Linked DNA regions of Mus musculus: region 2 is linked to region 1. A link is a contact called in ENCODE Hi-C data. All regions are on one chromosome and are shown on one strand. The core of a region is the stretch at or near the end of the contact, and the rest is flanking DNA. Distances in the headings are between cores, read along the strand shown.

What was found. Hi-C counts contacts between places; a loop is a spot of excess contacts on that map.
Region 2: a map of Patski shows a loop between it and region 1 (2.3-fold over the local background). The contact joins two enhancer-like sites. A Hi-C loop is called at or near these places in 3 of 37 maps with a recorded cell type or tissue (Patski and left cerebral cortex).

What each region holds. Positions count from the first base shown.
Region 1 is chr12:70,494,190-70,499,196 of GRCm38, forward strand. No RefSeq gene overlaps it. Among named protein-coding and RNA genes, the nearest start is that of Gm32219, 39 kb to the right of the region's middle. Within about 2 kb of position 1,267, at least 1 of the 3 ENCODE cell types and tissues checked has a DNase peak (open chromatin) inside an H3K27ac peak, as active enhancers do.
Region 2 is chr12:70,704,337-70,709,010 of GRCm38, forward strand. No RefSeq gene overlaps it. Among named protein-coding and RNA genes, the nearest start is that of Gm32322, 13 kb to the left of the region's middle. Within about 2 kb of position 3,320, at least 1 of the 3 ENCODE cell types and tissues checked has a DNase peak (open chromatin) inside an H3K27ac peak, as active enhancers do.

The sequences.
Region 1 (5,007 bases), core at 17-2,516:
TGTCAGGATACACTGGAGGCCTCCAAACCAATACAGGCTCTTGTTGGTTCTCTTGGTCGCCTAACCAGAAATAAGAGGATAAAGCCATATTGTAGACGATAGGACACAATTGTATGAAGGTTGTATGATGTAAAGAAAGCAAACTGAGACTGAGTCTCAATTGCCCGCTCATCCCCACCCCAGCGGGCTAGCTTTCAAAGTGCCTGAGCGTGCTGTGCAGAGAGAGAGAGAGAGAGAGAGAGAGAGAGAGAGAGAGAGAGAGGCGTCAGCTCTAAACAAGTCTTTTAGACCACTTCCCTTAAGGAAGAGGGGGAATGCAGTGTGTAAAGTTTCAAAGATGGCGTGGCGGGCAAGGAAATGCCATTCGTTAGACCAACATTTGCAATCCTTAACTCATAGTAACTGGTTATTTGCAAGGGGCGCACGCAAGATTGGCCCTGTCAGTCATAGAAGGGGAGGGGCCACAGGGCCCTGTCCTGTACCACTGAACATTAATCGTGTACCCACTGCTCAGCCTACAAGACTCCAGCTCCGAGCCAGTGATCACATCACACAGATGGCACCAGTTTAACTCAGTGGGTCACAAAAGGAAGTGAAGACATGACCCCAAAAGAAAGATTTGAGGAAAGGATGGGGATGTGGTGGACAGGGTTGGTAGGGAGATCTGGGAACAGGGCACAGTGAGAGTGGTCAATATGCCCTGCTGAAATTGTCTAAGAGCAAATGTAATTAACAGTAAAATGAAACTGCAGAGTTTAGGATATTCTTCTGCAGAGATGTTATCCATCTGTTGGCCTCTAGAGGGAGCACGAAGGTTGCGTTTGTTAAGTAGTAAAATGTCTGGAAAAGAACTCACAGTCCAGTGGTTGCCTGAGAGCTTCCGCCACTGTATATGTCAGACTCTGGCAGAGCCTCTCAGAAGACAACTATATTAGGCTCCTGTCAGCATGCATTTCTTGGCATCCACAATAGTGTTTGCTTTTGGTGACTGTATATGGGATGGATCCCCAGGTGGGGCAGTCTTTGGATGGCCTTTCCTTCTGATCATGGAGTCCCCAGGGGAGGAGTTAGAGAAAGGACTGAAGGAGCTGAAGGAGCTTGCAACCTCATAGGAAGAACAACAATATCAACAACCAGAGCTCCCAGAGTCTAAACCACCAACTAAGAAAGACTACACATGGAGGGAGGGGCCCATGGCTCCAGCTGCACATGTAACAGAGGATGGCCTTATTGGGAATCAACAGGAGAAGAGACCCTTGGTCCCTTAAAGGCTCAATGCCCCAGGGTAGGGGAATGCTAGGGAAGGAAGGCAGGAGTGGGTGGGCAGGTAGGGGCACACCCTCATAGGAGCAGGAGGAGGGGGAATGGAATAAGGGACTTCTCTGGGGGTAAATCGGGAAAGGGGATAACTTTGGAAATGTAAATAAATAAAATATCCAATAAAATATAATCATACATACAAACAAACAAACAAACAAACAAAAAACCCTTCACATCTCACCCACGGAAGCCCATATCAGCAGGTGGAGCTATTTCCTTGCAAATAGCCTTTCGGTTTTTAATCCCTCCTTTCTCTGTGCTCCCATTCTTGACTAGCAATTAGGATAAAGAGGTCTATGTATTCTTTTCTCCCCATCGTATTAACAACAACAACAAAAATGTTTAGGTGCAGAGCCCCAAATAAAACCATGGACTATTTTGAGTAGCTGAAGAGCCCACTCTATAAGCAACTTCTTGATTAAAGAGTCCGCGTGTTAAAATCCAAAAGATTCTAGAGTGTGCGCTGTTTCTTGCCGGTTTCCTGCCTTGTGGGTGGTTTTCTTTATAACTGTTCCAAATAAACACCAGTAACTTTCTCTGGAATAAAAACTCAAGGAATAACAATGATCTAGTTCTAAGTACCTGTCTCTCCTCTCCTCTCCTCTGATCAAGCCTAAAGTCACAGTGGCTGTTCCCCGATTTTAAACGTCCTGTGACACCCAAGAGTTTGCCTTGAGGTAGATCTGGAGTTTGGTTGAGATTTGTTTCTTCTCATTTGTCCTCGTAAGAGTTGACCCACGGAGACTTTGGCCTCTGGTGCACTGTCCACAGTCCAGGAGAGAATGTCTTATTCTATCTGCCCTACACTAAGCCACCATCTGTATACTGCTGGCTCCCAAATGTCCATCTGCTGTCTTTCTCACTAGATTTTTTCTTTAAATTTAGTTTTCTTTTTATTGATTAATTTTCTTATTTGACAATTACATAGTTTGTATGTATTTTATTTTTTGCTATTGTTTGTTTTTAAAATAGTGTCTCACTCTATATAGCTTTGACTGACCTGGAACTCACTTTGCTAATCAGGCTGATCTTGAACTCACAGAAATCCAACTATCTCTGCCTCCCATGTGCTTGGATTAAAGGCGTATACCACGCACCACACGTGGCTTTTGCTGGAGTTTTAAGTTTTCTAAAAACTTGGCCACCCTGGAGGGTGAGCTAGAGATGTCTGAGAGAATGACAGTACAACCGTGTCCCTCTACCTTCATCTTTTCTCTCAGGATATAAAAACACGGGGTTGAGAGTCAGAGTACCCCCGTGGGCCTGCTGACACAAGGGTCTAGAGGCACTGGGGCCTATAAAGCCAGTGAGGGCTGAAAGGAGGGAGGGAGGCAGTCGGAGAGCCACCGGGGACCCATGCATCTGAAAGGGAGGGAGAGACAATAATGTCTACCAGCTGCAGTCTCAGCTGCCTCCCCTAACGATACCACTGAGGACCAGGAGCAAAGTGGTCAGAGACCCCGTGTGGTTTTGAGGGCTCTTTCCTCCTAAATCCTCATCGCTAGGGACAGAGCTGGTAATAAAACTGTAGATTACGCAAATTTCCCCCAAGGGGCAGATTTGAACTCTGTTAGCAAGAAGGCTCTCCCCCGACCTATCTGTCTCCCTGGACTGTGGAGGGGCTAGTGAGCAAGAGCAGATCTAGGCAAGTTTGGAGCTCTGGGGTGAATTTGTTACACCCTGATACTTGTCTACCCTTACACTTCATAGGGCACACACTCCATTCAGGAGACACAGAACCTTTAAAAGTGTGAGACTCGGATGGGATCTCCTACCCCAACCCTACGGCCTTCCCGCTGGGCACTGAATGAAATACCAGCATTTCTCCGTGTCCAAGGACCTGCGTCTGCTCTTGCCTTCCCGTTGCCTCTAGCGCACCCCTTTCTATCTGGTAGATCATGCTGTGCCACGACCTCAATAGTCCTCCCTGCCTGCCAAGCCCCCCCTCAGCCTTCCATGGCTCCAGATTAGTAGCTTCATAAGTATCCCCCACCCCTTCCCCGCCCCTGCTCTGAACTTTGTTCTACTCTGCGACACTGCTGCTTTAGACCCCTTCCCCCCCCCCCCCCCCCACACACACACACAGACTGAGATGTCTGTATGCTGTTTCCTTCTCCCGCATTTCTGCTCCGGTGCTCTGAGACGCTTTAAGCTGCATGGAATTAGCTTAGTGAGGCTTAGTTAGCATCCAGGTCTCTGGAGGCACAAGCTAAAGCAGGGGTTCTCAACTTGGGGGTCACCATCCCTTTGGCAAACCTCTATCTCCAAAAATATTTACATTGCAATTCATATCAGTAGCAAAATCACAACTATGAAGTAGCAGTGGAAATAATTTTATGGTTGGAGTGGGGAGGGCAGTCACCACAACATGAGGAATTGTATTAAAGGGTCGTAGCATTAGGAAGGTTGAGAACCATTGGGCTAAGGGTCAGGTCAGGAGTCTACACCTCATAAAATTTCTGTGGGTACACCCAGGGTGAAGCCAGCCTGAGATCTGCTGGACCAGCAGGCAGAGGACAGACTGTTTAGCTCCATAAACTGAGGGAATTAATTGTGTTGTTTTAGATTTCTCAAACAATTAGCACAGAGCTAATGATTCAAACACATTTTAATGTCTGAATCTATAGCTATTGGCTCTCCTGCCTTTGGAAGCATTTCTCAGGAGCAGTTGGAGTCTTCAAATTTTCCATTTGAATGCTATTATGAGCTTCAGTTTATAAAGGAATCAAAACTGAACAGGCTTGCAAGCATCTCTCAGTGCAGCGGCACAGCGGCCTCCCTCCTCATCTAAGCCGTATAACTCCACAGTCTACTGCAGAAAGCTATCCCTGCTTTAATGAGATCCCCACTGGATCCCAGAGACATTTGCTTGGTTTCCTCTCCTTTCTCTCAGTACTCCTGGGCCTTATTTCTGTGAAGAGCCATGTCATCAACAAGATTAGCATTTCTGGATAAGCCATGTCTGTCCTCAGGAACCTTCTTCTGCTCATTTAGTCTCTCATTGCTGCTTGTAAAATGGCAGGCAAGCATCTGCGAGCCAGGCAGAGAGAGGCACTTTCTGGCCCTCATCATGTGCTCATCAAGTTAAGCAAATAACTCCATGATAGATAGTTCCTTCCAGGTTACACTGTGGAGATTGCATACATGTGTGCGTGCATGTGTGTGTGTCTGTGTATTGGTGCATGCATGAATATGTGTGTGTGTGTGAGGGGGTAGGCCAGAGGACGTCAGCTTTCATTCCTCAGGCGCTGTCCGCCTTCTTCTTTTGAGATAGGATCTCTTACTTCCTTGGAGTTTGTCACGTAGGATAGATAGACTGGCTAGTCAGAGAGCCCCAGGCATCTGCCTGTCTCCATTTTCTTCTTTAATGCTAGGGTTATAAGTACATGCCACCACATCCAACTTTTTTTTCTTAGTGTAGATTCTAGGGGGATGGATCTCAGTTCTTAATGTTTGTAACACAGATTTTAGTAGGGCATAATTTACCCACAGTGAACTATATCCATTTAGGTGAAGGCAGTTTGGTCACCAGTAAGATTTTACTAATGTCTGCAATATGTTTCCTCATGCCTACAGGGGCTAGCCTCTCATCCCTGGCCCCAGGCAACAAGGATCTGCTTTCTGTCCCTACACATCAATTTGCACTATCTAGAATTGCAAACAAATGGTGATATATAATGATTTTGT
Region 2 (4,674 bases), core at 2,070-4,569, 210 kb after region 1:
TCATCTAAATGCACCACTGATTATAAATATTTTGACAAACTAAAGTATACTCTGGTAATTTACCAACTCAACTAGTGTCTCTTTTCATGGTTTGGTGCTTTGCTTGTGTTCAAATTTGCATGTGTGCTACACAGTCTTTGTATCAGTAGAACTCTATTCTAAACAAGCTTTTATTCTGATTGTGTCTGGTGATCTTGTGATTTGGTTATCAATTGAGGCAATTGAGGACAGTGCCCTAAATACATTCCCACACCTGGATCCAAGGTTCTACTCTGAACGTCGCTTCTGCCTGTGGGTTTCATCAATTCCAGCTAGGTAGACGTGTTGACATAACAGCCAGTCTACGCTAACAACATTCTATTTTATATGTTTATTGCATAATTTGCTGAGTCTGAAGAGATCTTTCTTACATAAATGGCCACCAATACTGACCCCAGACTGGAGGACAGGACACGCACGGAGTTCTGTGGTCATTTTTCAGGACCACTGTCCCGCACACTCTTTCTCCATCTCTTTGGGTGGCTTCCCCCGGATGTTCTCAGCATGACCCAAGCATCTCTTTCAGGTATGGGAGCTGCCCTTTGCAGTCCCACTATGGCTGTCTGCTGGAGCTTACTGCTTGCTTGAATTCATATCTTGTCTTCTATGCCTGGCCATCCCTCCACTGTTGCCCAGAACAACTTCATTCTTCTATTTGCCTGCCCCATTCACCAAGCACAACAGTAGCTCTTTCTGCTACCTTCAGGAAGTTCTCCATGTGTTTCTGAAACCTTGTATGATCCTTTCTTTGTGTGTGTGTGTGTGTGGGGGGGTAACATTGATCTGGAGAGTACATGGCATATATGTTTATTGATCTTGAGTGTGTGTGTTCATATCTTACCCTGTCTATATGAATTTACTCCCTAGCAATGGAGACTTCCTGTTCTTTCACTGTATCATCATAGAGCCTTGGTATAGAACCAACAAATGGTTACTGCCTACTTTTTAAAAATGACTGGCATAGTCACATCATTGAAGGTCTAGACTTGACTACTTTCTTCAAAATTAGTCTTTAGCCTATAAATAAATACTTTATTTCTAGGAACTTTTTGCTTTTGAGTAAAAGTATCTGTCTTTCAGATGGAGAGAGAAGTGTCAGTATAGCCCACACTTGCATACCATCTGTCATCCTGGCTTTTGGGGCTGAAAATGACAAAATAACCCAGCAGTGGCAGTGGTGGGCAAGAGTTCAGACCCAGGCCATCCTGAAACCTGCTCAGTGGTGGGAGACAGTTCAGACCTAGGCTATCCTGAAGCCCGCTCAATTTTATCTAGAATCCCTAACAGATGTGCCTGGACCTTAGTTGACTCTATAAATGGTATGCAGAGCTATCCAGACACTGCTATTAGGTCACCCTGAAAAAAAATGTTTATTTCTCAAATACTCCCAAAATCATTTTACCCTACAACAATAGCTTGTGCCTTCTCCACGTCTGTCAAGTGCTTGGGTTGTGTATTTGTGCAGTGATCCTGATCTTATCAATGCTCAACCCTATGAAAAGGAGACCATGACTCAGAGGACTCACCACACCAGGCACTGAACACAGCAGAGGGTGGCTTAGGTCATGACCATGCTTCAAAAACGTGGGGCATTCTCTCCAGGGAAGGATAGGTCCAGGGTAGGTGACTGCTCTGCTTACAGGCATTGGCAATTGTTCACAGTGTTTGTAATGATTGGTTTCTTAGAGTGACTTTTTTCACACAAAAGTTGCCTTAAAAAAATAAAACATTGGCCATAATTGCAAAACATGACTGCAATTGCACTCAGGAGGCAGAGGCAAGTGGATCTCTGAGTTCAAGGCAAGCCTGGTCTACAAAGTGAGTTTCAGGACAGCCAGGACTACACAGAGAAACCCTGTCTCAAACAAAAACAAAAACAACAACAACAAACACACACACAAAACAAAACAAAACAAAACAAAACAAAACAAAACAAAACAAAACAAAACACCGCTGTCCTGATCTACATTGAAAGTTCCAGGCCAGCCAGGTCTACAAAGTGAGACTCTGTCTCAAAAACAAAACATTGGTTACTAGCAGGATCCATATTGCATTGGAATGAACTGTCCCAAATAGTATAATTTATCTTCTCTGATGCCATTAACCTGAGGCCATGAGCAACATGCTGGTATGTTTATGAGAGACTGGTACATGCAGGTTATGGCTGCCTCTGCTTCTAGTAGTGCCAGACCTAATCCCACATCTCCCCAAGTTAGAAACTCAGAAACAATTACCTTCAGACACATGTACCTGGTTTATCATATAACATCCACTTACCAGCCAACTTCCTGGACTCCAGGTACTATTGTAGGTCTTCAGGTTTCCTGCTCTTTGCTAGGCTGTAACCCATCTTCACCTCTTCCAGGACTTCACTTTCTGAGGGTGCCAGTCTTGGCTGCATTCATGCCTCCTGAGTGCTTGTCACCGCACAGGGACATGTTTCTCTCGATTGCATTTTCTGTGTGTGCTCCTTTCTCAAGGTAGATCCTTTATCTCTGTCAACTGTAGTGAGACCAATAGGAGTAGAGACCAACGACAGGATGATGGCTGCTGGCCGGGAATGGGGAGAGCCTAATGTACAGCTTTGGGTTGAGTGGATACTGTACTGGGTGGGGCAACTCAGCCAGCACATTGCGCATCAGAGGAGGCAAGACCATGATGGGTGGGGGCGCACTAGGAGCTCACCCATCCCTGATTCTGTCTGCCTGCGGGGACTTGTCCACACAGGGCAGATCACAGTTCACTCTAAAGCCTTCAACACAGGCTCTGCTTGTCCCAACCACATTCTTAACCAAGCAGCTCCCAGGCAGCTCTTGCTGGTCCCACATCACCTCTCTAGAAAGGAGGGGGTTTTCTCCCTCTAGCTCTGATGGTATGGAAGTTAGTCACCGGTCTTTAAAGCTTAGTCACTGCAGTGCTGCATGATTGGGCACGGAGTTGGATGTTGTGATGAAATGGAGGTTTAGGGTGCTGGCTTCTGCGAGCTTCTCCCCTGGGATTTGAGGAGCACGTTTTTTTAAAAACCCTTTCTTCTTTTCCTACTCTAGATTTGCATCTAGTCTGTGTAAATAGCACTGGCTCCTTCCCCATACAGTCGTCTCTCTATTGAGTTTTGTTTTTTGTTTTGGTTTTGTTTTGTTTTTTGCCTTCTAGAACATTCTACTTGAAGAGGTTCTCAGTGTTGCTGTCCTAACTCTAAAACAGGGGGGTTACAGTTTCCAGCCTTCCAGAGTGGGTGAATGACTGCTTTGTCATGAGAAAAATCAATGACTGCCACCACAGGAAGCAGGGTAGGGAGCAGTGGGACAAAGGGCCACACTCCAGCTGAGCAGTGGGGTCAGCTGTGTGACCCATCCGTGCTTGTTTGATGACTCAAACAGCGGAACAAAAATCCAGATAAGACCAGGAGCTTGTGCCAGGTGCTCTCCAGAGAGAGGTGGCTGGGCCCCAGTGCAGAAACTCAGCTCCACGTCATATTGCTTACCCAGAATAGCTGGAAGGGAAGCAAAGATGGGAGTCAGGGAAAGCCATTCCCTCCAAGATCTACAGTGCCTGATGATCAGGTGTCCACCAACACTCTCTGGCTTCAGTTGTATTGTTCTTTTAATAATAGCTCATTGAAGAATTGTTTGTGTACATTAACCCACCCCTTCAAGGGCTCAGAGATGCAATGGTTCTGGTGTACTTACAGACGTGGTGGCCATCATCACAGTCACTCTCTAGAGCACACGCATCAAAAGGAAGCTCTGACCTGTTGAGCAATCCCAACCGTATGTGCTGTAACCCCTTCCCTAAGTGGCTGGCTATTCTGTCTGCAGGTTTGCCAGTTCTGGCCTGTAAGGTTCTTGGTGACTTGCTTCTTCCATTTGGCTAAACCACCAAGGATCATCTATACCACAGCAAGGACCAGCACTTCATTCTCAGTTACTGCTGAATAAACTCCCATTTTGTGTGCATATATCGCCTTGTCTCACCCATTCACGTGACAGATGTCTAGGCAGTCTCCACTATTTCCTTATTAATGTAGCTCTGGACACTGATAGACACATCTTTGTGTGGACATTTGCTTTCAATTATCTCAGGGTTGAAATTGCCAGCATGTATGGAAACTCTAAGTTTTACTTTTTGGGGAACTGCCAAACTGTTTTTCATAGTGGCTACACTGCTTGACAGACTCAGCAGCAGAATATGAGGGCTCAGGTTCTCCAAGTCCTTGTCAACTAATTATTCTCCGCCTTTCAATCTCCAGCAATCTGATGGATGCAGAGCTGTAGGTAGCTCGTTGTAGTTTCGATTTGCATTTCCACCAGCATGGATGGCACTGGGCACCATATGATGTATATCTCATTTCGAAAAAGGTTGTACTCAAATGCTTCATCTTTATATGTAGTCAATCGTTTCGCGGGGGGGGGGGGGGGAGGGAAGGGGGACGGAGGCTTTCATGTGGCAGTCAGAGGACCACCTTAGGTACTGACCTATCTTCTTTGAGATAGGGTCATTTTATTAGTCACTACTGTGTACAGTCGATGAGCTGCTCGGGAAACGTCTCTCACTGTAGGAGCCCTGGAATTACAATGTGCATGAAGTACCCAGATTTACAAGGGCTCTGGGGATTTGAACTCAGGTCCTCTTGTT